Linked DNA regions of Homo sapiens: region 1 is linked to region 2. Evidence: read pairs that join two places in POLR2A ChIA-PET (ENCODE). Cell type or tissue: PC-9. All regions are shown on one strand. Each heading gives the region's core, and the rest is flanking DNA. Links, peaks and the distances in the headings are about the cores only. Region 1 overlaps LOC107985480 (a long non-coding RNA gene). Region 2 has its middle 31 kb from the start of LINC02943.

Region 1 (5,375 bases), core at 83-5,082, 330 kb before region 2:
ACTGAACTCCAGCCTGGGTGGCAAAGGGAGACCCTGTCTTAAAACAAACAACAACAAAAAACAGTCTCTATTTACATAACATAAAGAAGCCCTTTGGAGAAGGTAGAAACAGACTTTGCTGCCCTCTCTGAGCAAACATTGTCTCATTAATCCTCCCCACAACCCAACAAGGAGGTTTGACCTACTGAGTTCCATTTTAGGAGATAAGAAGCCGTTGTATGCCTCAGTTGGCTACCCAGTCTAGGGGCAGTAAGCCCCCACTTGCTATAATAGGTTGTGATTGTCTGATGTATTAAACTGAACTTTAAAAAGTCATTTCTATTTCGCTACACAGCAGTGGGGCAGCGCAGAAACAAGGAAATTATATCTTCTGCTTCGACTGTTTTTCATTTTTACTTTGTGTTTCTAGATTCTCAAACTTCCATCACTCTAACAGATTCTCAAATTAGAGGAGAAAACAATCTTACTTTACATAAAAACACCAAATTGATCCTTTATGGATGCAGTGTGGTCAATGACAGCATTTGTTTTCCCAGCATAGATTGTGCTGATGCATTGTGTATGTGGCCTGGTCTGTAGCCTGTGTGATTGACAGATGATTGAGAGACAGAGAGAGAGAGAGATTGTCAGGAGGCTTAATGATCCTCACAACACAACTGGGGTAGGTGCTGTGGCCCCCACATTACAGCCGAGGCCCAGAGAGAGTCAGTAGCTCACCCAAGGTCACACAGCTTGTGAACAGCAGAGCCATAATTTGATCAATGCTGCTAGGCTGCCTGTCAAAATACACCCAAAACAAAACTTACTTTTTGTATAGCATGAGCTTTTAATTCTATGGGTTGCTGTTGCATTGAATTATGCCCTAGTGTAACACAAACTAAAATATCCAGTTGCAAAATTAAATAATAAATAAATAATGGGTCTGCGTGCTGTTTATCAGTCCAAATGTGGCTGCATTTTTTGGCCAACTATGTCTTTTAAGATTACATCCTAACATTAAGTTTTTGTTGGTTTCTAATCCCAGCTTTGGCAGTTTTGGACAAAAGCTATGGGCATAATATCCTCTTGGCCCTCCAGGCAGGGGCGCTGCAGATTCTGGGCTGGGGGTCAGTGGGGGCAGCTTACAAAATGTTTTTCTGTGAGGGCCTCGGCTGAAATAGAGGGGAACACTGCTGAGCTCTGGCCTCTGTGTCTGTATCTTGACTGACTTTTTAAATTTTTTTTTCTGAAATTTCTGTGTGGCCTGACAAGTCCGAGACTACCACAAAGTGGCCACAAAATTTGTTTAAATGTTGTCTGTCAAGTTGGAAATTTTATTTTAAAATTCATGGTGCAATGGCATTATAATAAACCTTATTTTTCCTTCTGCAGTCTGTTTCTGGATGCTGGCAGTCATTCAGAAACATTTGCTGAGCACCTCGTACCTGCTGAATGAACCCACGTGAAGGGGAGCCAGGAGTGCGGATCATTAAAAAGCCTGTACTTTCTCAGTCCCCATTTGACACCACAGAGAGAAAATGCATGCTCCTGATTTGGGTAGATCTAGAATGTTCTTATGAATATGGTAGGTGGAGCAAGGGATCCAGGTTCTTATGATACATGATAAGAAAGGCCCTAGCTTGGTCAGACACAAATAAAAGCCAAGCTTTTCATCTAAACTCCCTTGCACCATCACCCCCTTACCAACCAGTACAGAGAGCTTAACATCTCTATACCAGATAGTGAATGTTTCTAATAAGAATGGCAAATTCTTATTGTGAGAGAGATAAGGGCATTCAAGTGTTAATTCAAGAGAAATATGTATATGGTTCTTTAAATGATTTATTTACTAACAGCATTAAGTATGGTGTAAAGGAATTTACATACCCTAATTCTCGTCTATATATTTTTTTGGATTTTAAAATGACAACTTGTCTAAGTTCGCATTAGTATTAAGCCCTAACATGAGACAGTATTTATAGCATAAGATTTTTGCCACCTATTTTTAATTGTAGCGCTGTTTTATCAATAAGATCAATTAAAGAGTTGAACATTTGAAAAGAAGAAACATGAAAATGAATTTCTAACTGTACGGTATTGAATACATGAAAGTTCTCTTAAACTTAGTCCAGAGTCTCAATAAACATGGTAAGTATGTAATAATTCACATTTACAACCGCCATAAAAACTCTATCAACCAAATTATTTTATGACGTCAAAATTATCTGAAAAAAATTGAGGAACTAAAATTTTTAAAAATAGGTTCTCAGTTAGAGCTGTCTATTAAAAGGATAAATTTTAAACTCTCCGGAGCTGGCCTTCCTGGTTCCAGGAGCAGCCTGTTGGCCTTCTCTCGCAAAGCTCAGTTCCTTTCCTCCATTCCAGAAGACCCTCAAGCCTGTCCCATGCACCTGGTTTTACATTTTTAAATGTTAAAAGGAAGACCACCGTGAAAGATTGGCATGTTAATAGTAGGCTAAGGCGACAGGTGCTGGGGCTCCGGCTTAGAGATCCCCACAGATTCCATGCTCCCAGGGCTGGCTGCAGCCATCTGCCCCCACCCACCCCCACCCGGCCCAGCCCTCCCCTCCTGGAGGTGGAATCGTGGCTTGCACAATCCCCTCTGGGCCCCTGGGGGAGGCGCACCATATTGATTTTTTGGACTTCGTTTCTGTGTGTCTCACCAGTCTTTGCCCGGCACAGTGACTCACTGGCGTCCCTTTCAGGACTTTCTCCCGCCTGATAACATCTAAATGACTCATGCCTACACCACCTGGAGAGCTCAGGGAAGGCACGGTTTGTTCAGGCCACCCTCACTCCAAGGGCCAGCCCTTTTTTGGAATAGAAACTAAAAGTTGGTAGCTTCCATTTGTAGTTCCATCTAACAGAAGAGCCGACCCACTCACATTAGCTGGCTCACGACTAAGGCAACCAATGCCTCCCAGAACATAGACTCAACTGGCAACCCCGGCACTGAAGGTCAAGGTGAGTCAAAGACACTCATGCAGAAGGGTGGATGCTCTTCCAAGTGTGACTGGCTGGCCTGCACGGCTCACTGCCTCCCCTCCTCCCGTCAAGATGCAGCTTCAGTTTAAACCACCTTCGTTCCATTCATCAAAGAGGAATATTTACTGTTATTGTAATGACTCTTCTCACAGTACACAAGGCTACACCTGAAACACACAGGCCTTTCAGAAAGCACAAAGGAGCATTGTGCAAGCCCCTGCCCAGTGAGATGGATGGGGGCGTAGACACGCCAGTTAACAGCCGGGCTTTGCAGGCCAGCAAGACTTATCTGTGGCCGCACCATGGCCACTGAGCTTGTACCTTTCTTCTTTTAAAAATTGCTCCTTCATTATAAGCAGAGTTAAATACCTGCACATGTGATTTGTGTTGAAATAATAAAGCAACAAACACACATCAAGCTGAGGAGAGAATCTTGGCTAAGGTAGGAAGTCGTGGGTCTGGTCTCAGTCTGTGCTGCTGACCAACTGTAAGAACTCAGAACTCACTGTCCACTCAGGACCACAGTGTCTCATCTGAAAGGACGAGGAGACTGGAACACACCAGAGCCATGGTTCTCAATGTGTGGTCCAGAGGCCCTCGGGGGTCCCTGAGCCTCTTTCTGGGGATCTGTGAGGTCAAAACTACTTTCACAAGTATGGTTTGCCTTTTTCACTCTCACTCTCTCATGCTTGAACAATGGAATCTTCTAAAGGCTTCCTGACACGTGATGCTACAATGGATGGAATCCAGAGGTGGATAGGAGAAGCCAGCTGCCTTCTATTAAACCAGAAATGAAGAACATTTGCAGAAATGTACAACAATGCCATGCTTCCCATTAATTATTTTGTTCTTGCTTTAGAATATGTCACTTTTCATTGAAAAATGTTACTCATGATTTTATGTAAAAGGTTTATTGTTGTTACTTTTAAATACATATTTTAAGTGTTTTTTAGTTTTGATTTCTAATATGGCAAAAATTGGTAAAATCACATACACAAGGGCTTTTGGGGATCCTCAAAACTTTTTAAGAGTGTAAAGGGATCCAGAGACCAAAAGTTTGATAACCACTAACCAAAAACTTTGACAACCATCATCTTGAAGGGTCCTTGGACTTTCTGGAATTTGGATCTCCCTTGCCTTGTTCAGTTTTCTCTCTTTTTAGCCATCTCGTACTTACTGCCATTTCAGTTCCTATGTACCTGACTTATTAATTATGCTTATTGTTTACCATGTGTGTTCCCCTCCCATATAAACTCCATGAGGACTGAGATATTTGTCCATGATGTTCATCAGTGCATCCCAGGCTGCCTAGAACTGGGCCTGGCCCTTAGCAGGCACTTGTTTTTGGATGGGAGGGAGGAGAAGGGAGGGGAGAGGGCAAGTTCTTTCAGTGTCTGTATAATGGACAGAGCAAGGTGTACCACCTCGGTGTGATAGAAGAGATGGAGACAGGAGAAAGGAAGCTCTGCACAGGATCACGTGGTAGGTGGCAAAGTCAGGGCTCCATCACAGCTTCTGTTGTCACATGACTCTGTTATCTGACCCTTTAAGGCAGCCCCTTCTGCTCCAACAGAGCTTCAGGGTAACTGAGTGCCCCGCAATTGGTGTTAGCAGAGAATCTGTGTCCAGTTGATCCCTAAAAGTTTGAGGAACACTCATTCCCCAGTGCATAAGTTCCTGATAAATGACCTCATAAATAAATGACCTCCCTTTGTAGGAGGTTGGCTGGAAGGCTCAGATGCACATGGCTGCTGGAAGTGAGGTCCTCCCACAAGAGAACCAACACGTCCTTCAAGGGTCTCGGGGTCTGTGAACAGACATGGACATCAGGATTGGTTGAGGGGCTTCCAGGTTCAATCCTGGTGGCACAGGTGAGGCCCATTCACCAGACCAGAGTGTCGCCAGCCATCCATAGCAGGTGTGCTCTTTGTGGCTGCCTATGGCTTTTAGTCCTGAAAAGCTCAGGTTTAAGTAGCCAGGAGCACAACCCAGGCCTTGCTGCTGCTTCTGGACATCTCTGGGAGTGAAAAGGGAGTTCTATGCTCAGCCACCTGAGTTTGTGGAGCTCGTTTCAATCTCAGTCTCTCCCATCAGCCTCCTGGTGACTCCTCTAAGAGGTCTCAGTGCTTCCTTCACCCTCAATACTCAAGGCCTTGGCGAAAGGGAATTCTTCTGAGACCTGAAGTGTAGAATCACGAGGGAGAAACAGTCAAGCAAAATTGACCGTTATCGCCCAGGAGATAAGACCCAGGAGTCAGTTCAGAGAACGCAGACATGACCGTAGAATTGTGTACATAGCAGGCCTTGCCCTCAGTGGATATCCAATAAATTGCAATGGACATATGTTTTCTTTTCTGCACACTCTCTTGCCTTTCCCTTGGCTGGATCTT
Region 2 (5,375 bases), core at 292-5,291:
TTCTCAGCCAGATTTTCTGGCTGAACCAAAGCTTTCCTGAGAAAAGGAGGAGAAGGAGGATGGGTTCCATGTGCCTGGAAACATTATCATTCTTTCCAGTTGCCCATCTTTAGCCCAGGGTTACTTTTTATTCTTTCTTGAGAAAAAAATATTCCAGGAACCAAAAAAAACAAAAACAAACACAAAAAAACATAGTTAAATTTTATCCTCTGAACAACGGGCAGGGGGGAGTCAATGTCATTTTTCTCCGGGAATGAATGACAGGAGGTTTTCTCATCTTAAAGCAGTGCTGTGCTGGCAAACCAGCTCTCTGGGAGGAAAAACAAAATCTTCATTTGTAGCATTTGCCAATTTCCAAAGTGTAAATAATCCCACCATGGCTAATTTGAAGTTCTCAGTCATTTAACAACCAGATCTCAAAATTTCCAAATATTCAACAATCCTTTCTCAGAAACTAGCTTCAACTTACCACTCTCTTGAAGCAAATTATTATTATTGCCCATGACATGTTTTATTTATCCAATATATAAAAATAACTTTACCTGGCATTGGAATGCAAGAGAAAAGACAAATGACAGAAAGGGGCTCTGCCATTCAGAATCCTACAATTGAACAGGCAGGGAAAATACACAGTAAAGGCCTCTGAGAACACAGCTGCATATACTACATCTGTTTGGAGAATTCTCCTCTCTTCTGGGCACAGCCTCTTAAGACAGCCCAGATAATGCCAGGCATTGAAATGGCACTGTGATAGTGGAGGGGGTCAAGCGTTAGTATGGACAGAGGTAATGTGGATGGACAGGAAGGTTCTTATACATCTATAAGAATGTCACTTGGAATAAGAGTTAGGAGTTACTTTTTTTTGCTCCAAAGCTAACAACTAGGTCTGCCGGATATAAGACATAAGGAAGCTGATTTCTGCTCAACATAAGAAAAATGTTTCTGTTTTTTTGTTTTGAGACAGAGCCTTGCTCTGTTGCCCAGGCTGGAGAGCAATGGTGCCATCTCAGCTCACTGCAACCTCCACCTCCCAGGTTTAAGCGATTCTCCTGCCTCAGCCTCCCAAGTAGCTGGGATTACAGTCGCCCACCACCATGCCCGGCTAATTTTTATATTTTTAGTAGAGGTGGATTTCACCATGTTGGCCAGGCTGGTCTCAAACTCCTGACCTCAAATTATCCACCCACCTCAGCCTCCCAGAGTGCTGGGATTACCATCATAAGCCACCACACCCGGCCAAGAAAAACTTTTCCAGAAAAAAAAAGTTGTGCTGTCAGAGGAGATAAGACCATGAGAAGAAAAATAACCTCTTACAACATTTCTACCAGTTGATACTATTTCTTACATATCCTTTTGTCCAATTCTCACAATGACCTCATGGTACAGGTACTGGCCACTCCTTTATAGTGAAGAAACTGAGGCACAGGGAAGGCAAAAAACTAACTTCTCTGAGGTCTTCTACAGCAGGAGCAGGACTCAAACTAGGTCTCCTCATTCAGGTAGGATTTTTTCCCTCTCTCAAAATGATTCAGAATATGCCCTGAATTTCAGCGTGTTCCTTGAAAGAGGAACGCCTGGTTACGGAAACTGAAGTGCATTCTGCCAGTAGCACCCGGGCCAGGCACTGCACTGGGGGATTGAACTGGACACAGGAAACCACTCTGTGCTACTTTAGGTTTCTAGATAAGGGCCCGGTGTAAATAAAAGAGTGTTCTCCTGAAGATGGTCATATTGACCTGGCTAATTTCTGAGAGGGACATTAAGAGTCAGTAAGGGACGTGCATAAACCACCTTGGACGCACTATGATAGGCACAAGAAGGAACAGATGAGTCTACCAGAGATGGCTTGGAACAAGTTTATCCCACTCCTAGGAAAATGTCATGGCAAATACTCTGTATATTCAGCTAAAATTCATCAAAAATGAAAGTCATTGACAAAGATCTTAGAACACAGCTCTCAGGGGAACAATGATTTCTTCTGTAGGGGATCATTAAGGGTCATTGCAGATTCAAGAAGTTTCCAGAATAAGGCAAACATTCCTTCAACACAGACAGGGTCCATCACAGACCACTCAGCCACCTGCATCCCAAGCTTTGCACATAACCCAGGACACAGTGAGACCAGACGCTGGGCTTGGACATTGAATGCACTGAATGCATTCTCATGAGTCACTATTGCTTCATAGATATAAATTGCCCTCTGCAGACCATAAGACCTGAACACGAGAAGACTGTTCAGGTAGTGTTTTTTAGCTGCCAAAGGCACCCCCAGGAGGGATAACAGAGCAGATGTCAGATGCCCCCACGAGTGAACCCTGAACCCAAGACGCACCAGGCCAGCTCAGCCATGTGGTCATTTCCACAGGTCTCTCCTCCCCTCCCCACACTGCCGACCCCCCTGTGTGTGCTGGGAGGCACAGCCCCCCTTGGGAGGTTGACATTCCAAGTCAGTGAGTACCACAGCCAAGCTTGCCAACCTCAGCACAGCCCCCTGCCAGGGAACTGTCATTCTAAACACCATGCTTGGGATGGGACCTCCTGCTGGGGCCTGCCCCTGTGCTCCACCCGCAGCCTGTGAGGTAGTGTTTCTACCCAAGGGTTGAGTGTTCAATGAGTGTCTTGTCCTTTCAACAATAGCAGACGTGTTACCCTGCAGCTTGGGGAGCTCTGGGCCCTTCGTGAGTGGAAAATGAAACCTCACTGTGAAGGTATTGAATGGCCTCCAAATAACACGGCAGGACCAGCCCAGAAAGCCAGAGTGTTTTCTGTGCACACGTCGTGTGACCCACAACCAGCTCCCAGGGGAAGTGAGAAACCCATACCACACTTTGCCCCGGAATGATGTTTTCCATCTCTCTGGTTTTGGGCATCTGGAGATGATCCCTCTGGTGCCTTGCTCGCTGAGGACAGTGCAGCAGGAATGAGCCACCCATGCAGGCCAATATGCCATCAATCAACGTCAATATTATTCCTAAGTCTCCACCCCCACCAGGAGTGGTGCGTTCCAGCCCCTGCGGAGGCAGCAGAGCTGTCAGAACATTGTCAGGCTTTGTGGGGAGTTGTGGCAGCTTTCTACAAGCCTTACCCCAACCCTGGACTCCAGCAGGGCTGCACCGCATGTTTCCTGAGGATGTCTCAGAAGAGTTCAGTGCCTCTCCTGCAAGGAGCTTGACCTGGGCTCAAGATGCTGCGACCTCAACCCTCCAGGTCCAGGCTCAACAGCCCAGCACTGGAGCTGACTGTGGATTTTTCATGCATAGCACAGCTTCACGAGGACCTCTGGGCCCCTCACGCACAACAGCCCACCCAGGGTCTTTCCTGCTCCCAACTCTCTTGGAGGCCCATGCCAAAGACAAGGGCTGGGGATGAAGGACAGAGGCCAGGAGCGCCTCCCCACCACACACCACATTAGGCCTAATGGAATCTCCTCCTCCTTCTCCAAGTTATCTTCTCTTCCATGCAGCTTTTCCCAGTCCCCAGAGTCACTGGTCCTTGGGCCACTGCATACTTCCAGTGCAATTATGCATTTATTGCATTTGACTTTTTTTAGTAGTTACTGGTTGCAATGGTTGATTTTATATGTCAACTTGGCTAGGCCGTGGTGACCAGTTGTTAGGTCAAACACCAGTCTAGACGTTACTGTGAAGATATGTTTTAGATGGGATTAACATTTAAGTCAACAGGCTTTGAGTAAAGCAAATTACCCTCCATAATGAGAGTGGGCCTCATTCAATCCATTGAAGGTCATAAGAGAAAAGATGGAGGTCCCTGGAGGAAGACGGAATTCTGCCAGGCAATCATCTTCAGACATCAACTCTTCCCTGGCTCTCCAGCCAATGGGCCTGCCCTGAAGATTTCAGACTTGCCAGCTCTCATAATTGCATGATCCAATTCGTTAAAAGAGAGAGAGAGAGAAAGGAGAGAGATATCCTATTTGTTCTGTTTCTCTGGAACACCCTAATATGCTGGTAGACATATGGGCTCCCCAAATGGATTGTAAGTCATGCAGAGGCCGAAACTGAGTTTCCTCCACTTCCATGACCCCAGCAGTGCCTAGCCCATAGCCAGCCACAGAATGGACCCTCAGTAAACGCATGCTGAGTGGACAGCACATGGTCTAGGCCGGGAAGGGGTGAGGTGTAGGAAGCAGGGAAGTGCAGAGGTGCACACCCTGAATGTGAGGGCCTCCTTGAGTTTGCAGCCCAGGTCCCGGGCCCTGCCCGTGTGGTCTGCAGGGAGAAGTCATTGGTCTACATGCAATGACCCTGCCGGCCTCTGGGACTCACACTCCGCAAGCTCAAGGGCCTGGTTGGCACCACGGAAAAATCTTGAAGCGCTCACTTGGCGTGAACAAGGTCTGGGGTTCATGAGAATCAGAACCTTCCAGAACCCTGGGCTGTGCACTGTTATGCTGAAAGGCTGGTGCTCATTTTGGACCGTCAAGCGCAGCCATGAGCAGAAGGAATCCCTCCGAGCATCGTGCCCAGATGGCGGCTCAGCCTTTCCCTTGTAACGCGTGGCCCAGAGGAAGGGGCCGGCGTTGTTCTGCCACAGGGCTGTTCTGCCACAGGGCTGCTCCCCCAGGAAGCCCTAAATGTGCAGACTGTGTGGGAGGAAACAGCCCCCTTGGATTACTGGGCTATAAAACTTCAAATGCATGAAGACTTTGGGTGGTGATCAAAACCCCAGCGCACCCCAGGACCCCACCATGCAAAGCTCGCCCCACCAGATAGTCCCTGAAGGTCCTTGTTTGTCAATACACAGCCCCTGGCTGGGCCTCACATCGGCCCAGATCCTTCCTGGAGCTTTGGTTTTTCTTGAATCCTCAGCAGTCCCCACCCTGCTGCTGTTAGGACAGAACCGCCAAGTCAGGAGCAACAGATAAAAGGGCTTCCCCTGCCCTGGTCCCTGCGCTACAGTGTAGGCTGAGCCAGCCTCATGGCCTGTGCAGCATGTCAAAGACAGCATCCCCATTTCGCCCTGCCCTCCCCTCAGCACCACAAAATACACAAGGCCCAGAAGAGGAGTCCAAATGCCTTCTCGCTGTCCCATGTTCACACGGACGCTGCTTAAGGATTTAAGTACATCTCAGAACACAAGAAGCCATGAGTGAGACTCTTGCTTTGTTCAAAAAGCTGTGTGATGTCCACACAAAACGGAAAACAAGTACGGGCTGCCAGCTCCCTGACAGGGACCCCCTCCCCATCCACGGAGATAAAACAAGCAATCACAGAAGTGGCTGGACCTACGAGCCTCTTCATCAGCTGACAAAATAGCTCTGAGGAACCCAGGAGCGTCACTGGGTGTATTGGGCCATTCTTGCATTGCTATAAAGAAATACCTAAGGTTGCATCATTTATAAAGAACAGGTTTAA

What was found. ChIA-PET counts read pairs that join two places held together with the same protein. Peaks named below come from ENCODE experiments on the same cell type or tissue, not always from the same donor. Only the 100,000 strongest peaks of a DNase experiment are listed, where the experiment ranks them.
Region 1: POLR2A ChIA-PET joins it to region 2 with 5 read pairs; 4 of 35 experiments call an interaction of 5 or more read pairs at or near these places.

The regions. Positions count from the first base shown.
Region 1 is chr21:38,784,986-38,790,360 of GRCh38, forward strand. LOC107985480 (a long non-coding RNA gene) reads left to right here. Exons shown (of 3, transcript XR_001755102.2): 2 at 1,372-1,564; 3 at 2,667-4,153. Among named protein-coding and RNA genes, the nearest start is that of LINC00114, 14 kb to the left of the region's middle. RefSeq lists enhancers at 2,152-3,351, 3,066-3,155. In PC-9, for the core only: no CTCF peak of the experiment used is centred there; DNase peaks (open chromatin) are centred at 2,726 and 3,116; H3K4me3 peaks cover 1,204 bases; H3K27ac peaks cover 3,233 bases.
Region 2 is chr21:39,112,783-39,118,157 of GRCh38, forward strand. No RefSeq gene overlaps it. Among named protein-coding and RNA genes, the nearest start is that of LINC02943, 31 kb to the left of the region's middle. In PC-9, for the core only: no CTCF peak of the experiment used is centred there; no DNase peak of the experiment used is centred there.